3 separate regions of the Mus musculus genome follow, and regions 2 and 3 are each linked to region 1. A link is a contact called in ENCODE Hi-C or POLR2A ChIA-PET data. All regions are on one chromosome and are shown on one strand. Each heading gives the region's core, a stretch centred on a gene start or an enhancer-like site at or near the end of the contact. The rest is flanking DNA. Distances are from core to core; before and after follow the strand shown.

The links. A loop is a pair of places that touch in the nucleus more often than their neighbours do. ChIA-PET counts read pairs that join two places held with the same protein, here RNA polymerase II (POLR2A).
Region 2: POLR2A ChIA-PET joins it to region 1 with 10 read pairs in Patski. The contact joins the promoter of Ubc here to the enhancer-like site in region 1. POLR2A ChIA-PET finds 5 or more read pairs at or near these places in 2 of 5 experiments (Patski and embryonic stem cell).
Region 3: a map of Patski shows a loop between it and region 1 (2.4-fold over the local background). The contact joins two enhancer-like sites. A Hi-C loop is called at or near these places in 1 of 37 maps with a recorded cell type or tissue (Patski). POLR2A ChIA-PET finds 5 or more read pairs at or near these places in 1 of 5 experiments (Patski).

What each region holds. Positions count from the first base shown.
Region 1 is chr5:125,243,141-125,247,148 of GRCm38, reverse strand. The region is part of intron 2 of Gm32585 (a long non-coding RNA gene); the gene reads left to right. Among named protein-coding and RNA genes, the nearest start is that of Gm32585, 7.3 kb to the left of the region's middle. Within about 2 kb of position 1,413, at least 1 of the 3 ENCODE cell types and tissues checked has a DNase peak (open chromatin) inside an H3K27ac peak, as active enhancers do.
Region 2 is chr5:125,388,194-125,392,154 of GRCm38, reverse strand. Ubc (ubiquitin C) reads left to right here and starts at 2,138. Exons shown (of 2, transcript NM_019639.4): 1 at 2,138-2,245; 2 at 3,891-3,961. The coding sequence starts at 3,894.
Region 3 is chr5:125,069,783-125,073,496 of GRCm38, reverse strand. The region is part of intron 14 of Ncor2 (nuclear receptor co-repressor 2); the gene reads left to right. Among named protein-coding and RNA genes, the nearest start is that of Rflna, 68 kb to the right of the region's middle. Within about 2 kb of position 1,421, at least 1 of the 3 ENCODE cell types and tissues checked has a DNase peak (open chromatin) inside an H3K27ac peak, as active enhancers do.

The DNA.
Region 1 (4,008 bases), core at 164-2,663:
TGGGTTCAAATTGGAGATCCTATCTCAACATATTCAATACAGAGCAATGGAAGAAGGTACCCGTGTCACATCTGTATATCAAATGCTTATACACATGCACACTATACACCCAACCACTCATACACACACACACACACACACACACACACACACACACACACACACACGGCATGTGAACCTGACTAAATCTTATGTCTCTCCCCCACCCCCACCCCTAACTCCAGTCTTGCGTCATAGCTCAGACTAGCCTCAAACCTACAACCTTCCTGCCTTCGCCTCCCAAGTGCTGGGATTATAGGCATGACTCACCACACCCAACCATACCCATTCTTTTCTTTTCTTTTCTTTTCTTTTCTTTTCTTTTCTTTTCTTTTCTTTTCTTTTCTTTTCTCTTCTCTTCTCTTTTCTCTCTCTCTTTCTTTCTTTCTTTCTTTCTTTCTTTCTTTCTTTCTTTCTTTCTTTCTTTCTTTCTTTTTTTTTGAGACAGGGTTTCTCTGTATAGCCCTGACTGTCCTGGAACTCACTCTGTAGATCAGGCTGGCCTTGAACTCAGAAATTCGCCTGCCTCTGCCTCCCGAGTGCTGGGATTAAAGGCGTGTGCCACCACACCCGGCCACCATACCCATTCTTAAAATGGTACACCACCCTGTTCTGAGCATCAGAAGGGAGTGGTTCATCTCAGCATCTTTAGTAATTGTTATCCTTACCTACTGTGGGATAAAGAAAGAAACCCAGAGAGGCCAGGTACTTTGCTCAGGGACCTGCAACAATGACATCTTCCTCATGTCCTCAAGAAAACCTTCACTTGCTGACCGTGGTGGCACACACCTTTAAGCCCAGGATTCAGGAAGCAGAGATAGGAGATAGAACTCAGAGTTCCAAGCCTGGTGTGCAGAGCAAGTTCCAAGTCAGCCAGGGCTACATGTTTCAAAATAAAACAGAAACAACCTTCATCTCTCCTTTTACTCTAAATCTGGGACACACACACACACACACACACACACACACACACACACCACATGAACACAAGCCAGTATGCGCGCGCCCTGAGTGCACCACCCTGCTTGCACACAGAATGGTAATTTGGGGCAGGAGGGGCCTAGGGGCCTCTCTTATTCCCTCTTAGGGACTGAGATCACTGTGGCTTCCTGTCCCGTGTCGTGATTCATGGCGCGTCTAAGGTGCCCGCCACAGCGTGAGCTCATCCAAATCCCGTCTATTGTCTGAGCCGCTCCAGGAGACACATCTGAGGCTGGGGATCACAGTGGCTCATTTATGACGCCAGCCTCCCCACGGCGTAAGGCAGAGGCAGAGCTGCTGAGCTCAGAGAAAGATCGGGTTGGCTCGCCTAATCCCCAGAGGAGCCAGAGCGCCCGAGGCGAGCCGAGATGAGCAAAGGTTCTGGATTCTCCAGGCAGACAGCGCATCCTGTTTCCTGCAGCGGGGGTCCCAGGAGGGAACTCAACGCTGCCGCCATGGAGTGGCAGATGGCTCACGGCATCTTGAACTTACCGCTGCTGGAGATGGGCCTCAGGCCCCCTTCTTGGCATTTCACATCTCTGCCAAGCTGAACCATCTGTCTATGCCGGACTAAGGACTCAGGGTCACCCCTGGCTGCTTCTCCCTCCACCCCCCCCCCACCCCCGCCCCCAGCCTGTTCTGCAACCATTTCATTAGCGAGGATCACAGTTCCTGGTTCCAGCCACCTTTGTTGCCTGGACCCTGTGCACTAATCCAGTCCTCTGGGTTTCCAGTGGCCACGCCTTCCCCTACCAGCTTCATCTCTTAAGCAGCAGCAGTCTGTTAAATCTGTTACAGCCCAAAGCATCTACTCTCCTCCTGTGACTCCCACCTTCCTTAGAGCGAAGATCCCGGTTGCCCTCCCCTCATGCCAGTGGCGCCCTTCCTCTCACGCCAGTGATACACTCCCCCCCCCCCCACACACACACACGGGTGACCCCTTTTGCCCTTCACATCTGCCTTCCTGATGGCTTCCACTGGTTTTTGGAGGCAGCCCTGCCTCGGGACCTCTGCCTAGGCTGCTCCACACCCTGAGCTGCTCCTGGCTGGTGCTCACTTCTTTGCAAGTGCAGGCAAAATCAGATCTGCTGCTGCTGGCAGCTGGAGGTCCCTCGGCGCCCCCCCCCCCCCCAGCCTCCCACTCTGCATTTTTCCAGGCTGGCTCAGGATTGTGGCCTGTCACCAGCTCAGAACTAACACACAGCAGGGTCTCTCTGACTGTCTACCAAATGTGGGCACTTACATCCACAGTGGGCCAGGCACCGGGAGAGACTCAGATCCGAGCAGACAGCAGATACAAAGTACAATTGAGCAGTGGGGTCAGGAAGGCGGCTGGCCCCCTGGTGTGACCTTCTATGTGGCCAAGAAGGATCCAGGAAGTGGAACCTGAATGCAGTGTGCCTCCTAGCTGGCTCCAAATCGGCTCCCCAGCCAGGGCTAGGCGCTTCGAGATGCTCAGTCCGTTTCAGAACTTACCTGAGCCTCAGATCACACAGGACTGTCATATTTTGCTCTGAGGATAGTGATGAGGCCAGGCTGGGAGTAGAGCCTGTTCTCATGTCTTTCCCTGGGAGGAAGAGAAGACCCACTTGTCTTCTATTCCCCTGTGAGGCCTCTGTGCCCAGGGCCGGTAGCTGATATGACTGAGTTGAGGCTCATCCTGAGACCCCTGGCCTTCCTGCTTCCTAGCCTTCTGTCTCTATGAGCAAGTCTCTGACCACAGGACCTTTGCACCTGATGGACTTAATCTGTAGTCTTCTTCCTTTCTCCTCTCCCCCCACCACCCGCACACATACCCCCCCCACCCCTGCTGCCACACATATTGGGTCCCTTAGGAGCCTCCCTCTCCCTCGGCTTGGCTGGCTCCCTGCTGCAGGTCCCCAATGCTCTGAAAAAAGAAAATCTATTTAAGACACGAAGAAACGGGGGAGAGAAGGGAGTTGTGCCACAAGCTGTGACACACAGAGACTCAGCTAAGAAGCAGCCAGCCCCCCAGATGGCAAGAGGCCCCGTGGGAGGCAGCTGCAGCTGTCACATGCAGATGGGAGGCGGGACACTGGGTGCCAGGGCTGAGGGAGGGGTGGATCAGGGACTCAGCAGTAGAGCTGCTGATGAGGGAGATGAAACCCTTCTGGGAGGGGGCAGCAGGGGTGAGTTCACAGAACAATGGCTGCCTCGTAAACAGCACATGCACACACACATACATGTGCACACATAAGTACACACACAAATACATAAACACACACATGTGCACATGTGAACACACATTAAACACACACACACACACACACACACACACACACGCATGTATACACAAACACTCCATCCATCCAGTCTGACTTCTGATGGGCAGGCTCAGGTGCAGGGCAGGCTCTAGAGCAAGAGAGGACCAGCCTGGGGCTTCATTCTGTCCCTTTTTCCCAGAAAGTGTCCTGGAAAAACCCCTCTCTCTTGGTGCTGCCTCTAGAGCTGTGGGTCTGTCAGAGGTTATCTTTTTTCCTGGTGCTGAAGATCAAAGGCTTAGGCTAAGCAGAGGCCCTACCACTGAGCTATGGTCTCCTTTTCTTCTTCTTCTTCTTCTTCTTCTTCTTCTTCTTCTTCTTCTTCTTCTTCTTCTTCTTCTTCTCTTCTTCTTTTCTTCTTCTTTCTTCTTCTCCTCCTCCCCTCCTCCTCCTCTTCTTCCTTCTCCTCCTTCTCCTCCTTCTCCCCCTCTTCTCCCTGTCCCCCTCCCTGTCCTCCTCCCCATCCCCATCCCCCTCCCTGTCCTCCTCCCCCTCCCCCTCCCTGTCCTCCTCCCTCAGGCCAAAAACTGACATGGTCCTTAAGAAAACATACAGCTCTTACTGAGGGCCTGAGTTCAGGTCCCAGCAACCACATTGAACTTCAGCTCCAGGGGATCTGGTTCGTTTGAGGTTTTACACACACACACACACACACACACACACACACACACACAAATACACACATACACACATATACACATATATG
Region 2 (3,961 bases), core at 889-3,388, 140 kb before region 1:
TTTCAGAGAATTTATCCTTTGAGCCAAAAATACTTTCTTCTCTTGACAGAAAGTAGCATTCATTACTTACATGTAGCAATAGGTTTCAGTATGATATGCATTTTCATCATGGTTGTTGGACATTAGGTCATGTAGTTCTTCTACACTAGGTACTTTCTTCCTTACCCCAGAGCCTTGAGGATCTCTTCCTTTCAAGCTCACCTTGGCCAGGTCCAGGGCTCAAGCTTTGCTTCTTCCTCGCCCCTACCCCCACCCCTACTTCTAAAATCAAGGCTGCCTGGCTCTGAATCTTCTAGACTCTGGAAAAAAACCTGATGCCACAAAGCTGGTGACTCAGCCAAGAACCAGGAATCACGAGGCTGAAGCAAAGCGACAGCCAAATATAGCATGGTGTGGCCGGAAGCCAGAATCACTTTAGAACCAACTTCAGTGTTTTCTTCCCTTCCTCAAACTTCTGTCTGAATTCTAGAAAGAACTGACCTGCCCAGAACTCTGCCTCAGAAATCACTGTGGCTTCCCAGAAACCCGGAGAATGACATTTTAATTTTATAGTGGCATATGACCTCGATTCATGGAAAAAAATCACAGAAAATTAAGTCTATTCTGAACAACACCTGCAGTTAAAGTATATTTTGAACAATACCTCTGATCTTGAATGTTTATGAATTCCTAAACCAGGGAGCCAGACAGGCCTGAATTCTCAGCGTCTGGGTGGTAGAGGCAGGAGTATCAACTGCAAGTTAGAACCCAGCCTGATCTATGTCATGAGTCCCAGGGCAGCCAGGGCTACATATAGGAACCCTGTCTCAAAAAAACTCAAAAAATGCTGAGATTAAAGGCATTTAATAGTGTGTGTCCATCTAAGTGTGTGCCACATGTATGTGAAAGTGTCCCTAGGGACATTGGACCCTCCTGAAGCTGGAGTCACAAGCTAGCTGCCTGACAGGGTTGCTGGGTATTGAATTCATGTACTCTGGAAAAAGACCTGTTCCTACTGGGGAGCCATCTCTCCCCATCAGGGATTCAATTCTTACCTTCTAAGGTCTTAGGCCTTACATTTCAAAAACCTGAGCTGGGCAGTGGTGGCGCAGGCCTTTAATCCCAGCACTTTGGAGGCAGAGGCAGGTGGATTTCTGAGTTCGGGGCCAGCCTGGTCTACAAAGTGAGTTCCAGGACAGTCAGGGCTACACAGAGAAACCCTGTCTCAAAAAACCAAAAAAAAAAAAACAAAACAAAACAAAACAAAAAAAACCCTGAATAATTTGATTCGTATAAGTGGGATATATGCTTGCTGTAATCTGAACATTGTACTACACGTGCACATTTGTGCTTTTTTGTTTTTGTGGGGGTTTTTTGTTTGGTTTTTGGTTTTTCAAGTCAAGTGTAGCCCTGGCCATTCTGGAACTTGATCTGTAGACCATACTTGGGAGGCAGAGGCAGGAGGACCTATATAAACTTGAGACCAGCCTGGTCTACATAGCATATTCCAGGACAGGCAGGGCTACACAGAGAAACCCCCATCTGAACAACAAAAATTTAAAAATCAGGGCTTCAGTGGGTTCAGTCTCAGAATATGAACAACAAATATGAACAACATTTGGAAATTTTGACCTTTACTTAGTGACAAGCACATAGAAAACATAGAACCTTCTCGAATCCAAGGACACAAGGTTTAGGAAAAATCTGGAAAGATCAGGTTCTGCTGGGCTTCAGATCTAATGCCAACAGTTTTCAAGAACTGTGTAGACTGTCTGCTTTCCTTGACAAACTCAGATTCGTTTTTCCAAATCGGGGAGAGATTCCCTCCTTCGTATTTTTTTTTTTTAAATTTATTAAAAACCCTTTGTCATTTTCCTTGTTAGGAGATTTGCACAGTCATCCACCCTGTCACTGTGCCAAAACAGTGAGGGCTGGGCATAGTGACCCGCCGGGGATGAGGGGATTGAGGAGGCGAGGTCACCAATGGGATCCCAGTGTGACAGGAGCCAAAGCCCTGGGTCCCCCTAGCGCGGAAAGAAAACAGGGGGGGTGGGGGGTGGTGGCCTGACTAGGGGCGCCAGGCCGCGAAGCCGCAGGGCGCCTGCGCCAAGGCCCGCTCCGGCCTCAGTGATCCCAGCCGTGTTTTCGTGCCGATCGTCTCACGCGCGCTGATCCCTCCGCGGAGTCGCCCGAGGTCACAGCCCTGCCCTCCCACACAAAGCCCCTCAATCTCTGGACGCCACCGTGAAACAACTCCGTGAGAGAGGTACCTTGATAGTTTTAGCCTGTCGCTTTCGCTGCCGAGACTGGACCCGGCGTTACAAAGTAGTCCCTGACCGCATTGCCCGCGGAGGGACCGCGCGGAAGGGGGGGGGCGGGGCTTCGGTGACTATATAAAGAGACGCCGGGCGTGCCGCAGCTAGTTCCGTGGAGACTGCGAGTTCCGTCTGCTGTGTGAGGACTGCCGCCACCACCGCTGGTGAGGAGAAAGCCGCCGCACCCGGTCGGGGACGGGAGGCTGGAGGCGAGACGGGGCGAGAGGCAGCCCCGCGGCCCAGACGTTTGGTTTCCGTGGCCCGCGCGGACCGCGGCTGCCCCGAGGCAGAGGACTGGGCGGCAAGATGGCGGCCAGATGGAAGCCTGAGGGGGAAGACGCGGGGCTCTGACGCGCAGGACGAGGTTGGGGGAGGAAAAAGGCCCGCGAGGCCGCTGCCCTCCGGTTAAGCCGGGGACGTCGGAGACTGTGGGGTGGGGACTGAATTAGGGTTGCGCGCCGTAGGAGCCTCTGCTGTGAGAGCCGTGGATATTGGGCTGGCCCGAGAGGTCGATTGGCCCGGCGTTCGTCCGTTCGTTTGCTGAAAGACGGAAGTGCGATCGAGACCGGAAGGGGGTTGGGCGGCGGTTCAGCCTGCCTGGCCTGCCGCCCCCTGTGACGTCGCGGGTTGCGTGGCCTCCTAATGGATAGTGACGTCACTATCTTGACTTTAGCTTTCCCTCGGTTGTAGGACAGGGTTTGGGTCTCGGCCTCCGGTAGCCTCTCCAGAGTAAACAGGAACCGGAAATTCAGAGGGGAAATGTGAGCCATTCTTGTCCTGTTTCGTTTTAAGAATGTCGCTGTACAACTATGACTACTGAAACTTTTGGGGGGGGGGTTCGAGACGGTTTCTCTATGTAGTCCTGGCTGTCCCGCATCTCACTCTGTAGATCAGGCTGGCCTCGAACCCAGAAATCCTCCTGCCTCTGCCTCCCAAGTGTTGGGACGAAAGGCACCACCATTGTCCTGCGACAAGGGTGTTTTTTTTTAAACTGTCAAAATCTCTGCCTCTACCACCCCATGTGATGAGGTCCAAGGCCAGTACCACCACTCCAGACTAATTTTAATCGTTCAGACAAAAGTTTGGTGTTCTTTTGGGGGAAGGAGAGTTGAGGCAGGATTACACTGTCTCTGGCTGACCTTCCAGTTAGAGATCTGCCCACCTCAGTGTCCCCAGTGCTGAGGTCAGCGATAGGCATGGGCTCAGACTTAGTTTTGCAGTAGTAACTTGCTATATTACCATTCTGAAACTGAATCCGGGACTGCTGTGGTTTCATAACCTCCCAGAGGTCAGGCTTTTCTGCAAACTGTTCAAATAGACAGAAATTGACTTTCAGCTGTTGGTATACTGAAGTCTCCATCCTGTAAATTTGGTAATACAAAAAGACTCACCATGCCGAGGTTTCTTAACTTTGTTAGTCAACAATCTTATTTTCTTGATGGTTTTTCGGGGTGGGGGGATTGGATTCAAGACAGAATCTGTGTAGATAGACCTTGCTATTTAGACTTATAGCATCCAGTTGACAAATGTTGATGCCATCCCACAAATATTTGTGTCATTCCTGACCTGTGAATTGTTTTGTATATTTTGTGACAGACGATGCAGATCTTTGTGAAAACCTTAACTGGTAAGACCATCACCCTGGAGGTCGAGCCCAGTGACACCAT
Region 3 (3,714 bases), core at 172-2,671, 170 kb after region 1:
TGAGGTCCCTGGACAGCCACTTGTGGAGGACTGCTGAAGTCCTGGGGGCCATGTGATCAAGAGTAGCTTTCAGGGCTCTGATCCCTTGAAGGAACAGATGAGCAATAAGAAGGAACTGACCAGGCAAAAGACACAGCGGGTGCAAAGGTCAGAGGAAGGGACTCTTCTTCGGTCGCCTCTATCTGAGAGCAGGAGGGAGGCAGGAGCAAGCTAACATGTGGAGGTAGGTCCAGCCTGGATGTCCCGTGTGCTTATTCTGGAGGCAGGGCAAGGTGTGTGTGTGTGTGTGTGTGTGTGTGTGTGTGTGTGTGTGTGTGTATGAGGGAGAGGGAGAGGGAGAGGGAGAGGGAGAGGGAGAGAGCATGCACACGAGCAACCTTCCATATCACTGTCAACTAAGAAAATGGACCACAGGCTTGCCCACAAACTGATGAGGGTATTTTCTCAGCGGAGATTCCCTCTACATAAATGACTCTAACTTATGTCAGTTTGACATTAAACTAGCCAGCACACCTGCTGAGCTCCCCCAGCCCCCAGTTGAGGATTTAAAATGGGGCCTTGGGATTAGTGGTGCAGCTCAGGGGTACGACCCTTGGCTAGCGTGTGCCAAAGCCAAGGGCTCAGTCCTAAGTTCTGTGAATTAATAAGTAGACAAGCCATTGGCCACCATGAACGGACTCCTGGGCGTGTGTCTCACGGTACTCAGTAGAAGTGTCTCCACACCAGAGCAGCTCGGGAAAGCGCTATCAGTTAATGCTGGGAGCCACCATGGTGTGTATGAAGTGCTACTGCTGTCATGTAAATTCTTACTCCTGCCAACTCTGACTCAAGCCTCAGGGTTGCAGAAGCACACACTATATCCTGTTCCTGCTCCACCATCAAGCAGTGGGAATGACTTCACAGTCTAGGCTGCCTGGACCACAGCGGCCATGCAGCTGCCCCTTGGAGAGGCACCACATGACTCAGCCCCTGATGTCTGTTTAAAAGCTGATCTCTGGCCTGGCATGGTGGCACACACCTTTAGTCCCAGCACCCGGGCAGCAAAGGCAGGAAGTTCTCTTTGGGTTTGATAAAGGCAGGAAGTTCTCTTTGGGTTTGAGGCCGGTCTGGATTATATATTGAGCTCCAGGCTAACCAGGGTGGCATAGTGAGACCCTCCTTACCTCATAACAACAGAAAGCCCTGCTCTCTGTTAATGACAGTGTGCCCAGGCTTTATGGGCTCTTGTTGTTCCACACTCTCAGGGAACTCCAACACACCTCTGCTGAGGGCTGAGCCTGCATTCCTTGCTATGTGTCCCTGGGAGAGACACAGAGCAGGCATGAAGCCGTACCACCAGCTGCAGGCTGTGTTGCTCCACTCTGACCCCCAGCCCTGTTGGCCTCCACCCAGCCAACCTCTCCCCTTCTCCACACAGGAAGCTCTTGCAACTCACTTGTGGGGTGTTTGTCGGTCCTTGGTAGTACAGTGTTTATTGAATGAGCGAGTGTCTGAGTGTATTAGTCAGGGTGGCTGTGCACTCGCAGGTTCTCCTTTGTTTATTTAAGTTTGGGATGGAATCCAGGGGCTCCCCAATCCCTTCCCTTGATCTTGTCCTCCATAGAGCCCTGAAGACCCAGTGCAGGGGCTGGGTCCTACTGGGCCTGCTTCCTCATCCGGAGGGTCTCAGTGACTCAAGGCCACACAGGGCCATTTGTGCCTTTTGAAGGTTCTCTTAGGGTTTTATTGCTGTGAAGAGACTCATGACCAAAGCAACTTTTATAAGGGTCAACATTTAATTAGAGGTGGCTTACCATTTCAAAGGCTCAGTACATTATCATCATGGCAGGAGCATGGGAGCGTTGAGGCAGGCTGGTGCTCTAGAAGGATCTGAGTGTTTAACGTCTTGATCTGAAGGCAGCCAAGAGGAGGGTCTGGATCACCCTGGCCAAACTTGAGCACATATATGAGACCTCAAAGCCCCGCCTTCGCAGTGACACACTTCCTTTAATGAGGCCACACCTCCTAATAGTGCCACTTCCCATGGGCCACGCACATTCAGACCACCACAAAGGTTTTACCTTTGCCCTCCCTCTGCACCTCAGTCCTGACAACGTCAGCTTCAGAACATGTTCTGTCAGGTTGTTCTCTATACTTGTGGGGGTCTCGGCGCCCCTGTAAATAAGAGTTTGTTTAGGGTAGGAATGGCAGTTCTCCGAACTCGGAGGAACCCAGAGTCCCTGAGCAGGCTATCTTTGGGGATATCTGGCTGTAGGCTCTGCTGGGAAATGCTGTGTGGCCCTAGATGGATCGCTTTACCTCTCTGTGTCTTGTTCTCATCTATGGAACAATGTAATGTCAGGGTTGTTGGGAGGAGCAAGAAGCTGGACCTGTGATGTGAGAGCAGTCTCATCCCATACATGTCGTCAGCTGACACCTGGCCTTACTACCGTGGGCTTCTGAAAGAAAAAATGGGTCCTAGCAGAAAGAACAGATACCTGAAGCTCCCTGTGGATCCTTTCAGGGTGTTCCTAGTGCTGTGACCTGGGGGTGGGGGACGTACATGGTCACCTTGCCCGTAACTGATGAGTTGTCACTGGATACTGCACGTGTGGGAGTCATGGGGAGGGTGGCATTCTGCCTCTCGTGGCTCTCCAGGCTGGGGCGTGCGTGCGTGCGTGCGTGCGTGCGTGCGTGCGTGCGTTTCCCCGTATCCTTCCTGCCATGGAATACAGAAACCATGCTGGTTTCTCACTGTGGTCTGAGGATCTTAGCAGCAGACTTGCAAGGGGCTAGGTAAACATGTGGAGCCTCGGGTTAGCCTAGAGTCAGCCTATGGCCAAACTCCACCTCCCACTTGCCTTTGTAAATCAAGCTTTATTGGCATGTGGCCATTCCCATTTGCTCACACAGTGGCAGAGCCAAGCCAGGTGCCTTGGAACCTACAGGCTGTCCAGCCTGAAGTCCTTTAGATAAGAACTTGCCAGCCAGACTGCAATGTGCTGGAACAACCTGGGAATTTATTTTATTTTTATTCAGATGGTTTTGAGACAGGATCTTACCATGTAGCCCTGGCCAGCCTTTTTAAAATTTGCTGCAGTCTTCCTGCCTCTCCGTTCCAGGTGTTGGGGTGTTGGGGTCACATGTGTGCACCACTACTTGTGACTAAGCTGGGACATTAAAAATATTGATGCTGCCCCCAGCCTGGGATCACAGTGGCCTTGGCACAGTTGGGGTCTGGCAGCCTTTGGCCATCAGGAAGCACAACTGCCCAGGAGGCTACAACAAGCTTGTAATCCCCAGGTATGGCTGGCCAGTGCTACCAGCCAGACGTGCAGACGGGGATTTGCCAGCCTGAAGTGGTTGGTCACAGGGACCCAGTACCTGCTTCAAGTCTCCCGGGAGCCAGGAGTGGCCAAACATATGGGGTCATTCAGGCCAAGGCACTGTTAGGCAGAAAAGTGACTCGCTGGCCAGGGCAGCCTACCGGGCAACCTGCTGTCACCCCTGTCCACAGAGGCTCAGCCTGGGGTGCAGAGACACCATGTGGCTCATGCCATGCACAGCCAGATCTGAGTCCCCAACTCAGCCCTCTATGTAGAGGTGGGAGACACAGCCAAGTGGCTTGAATACAATGCCCCAGCACAGGGCAGCTGTGAAGTACAGGCTAATTCCTCCCGTACCGCCTTCTGTCTCCTTGAGTTCTGACCCTCACTTTCCATGGCCCACCTTGAG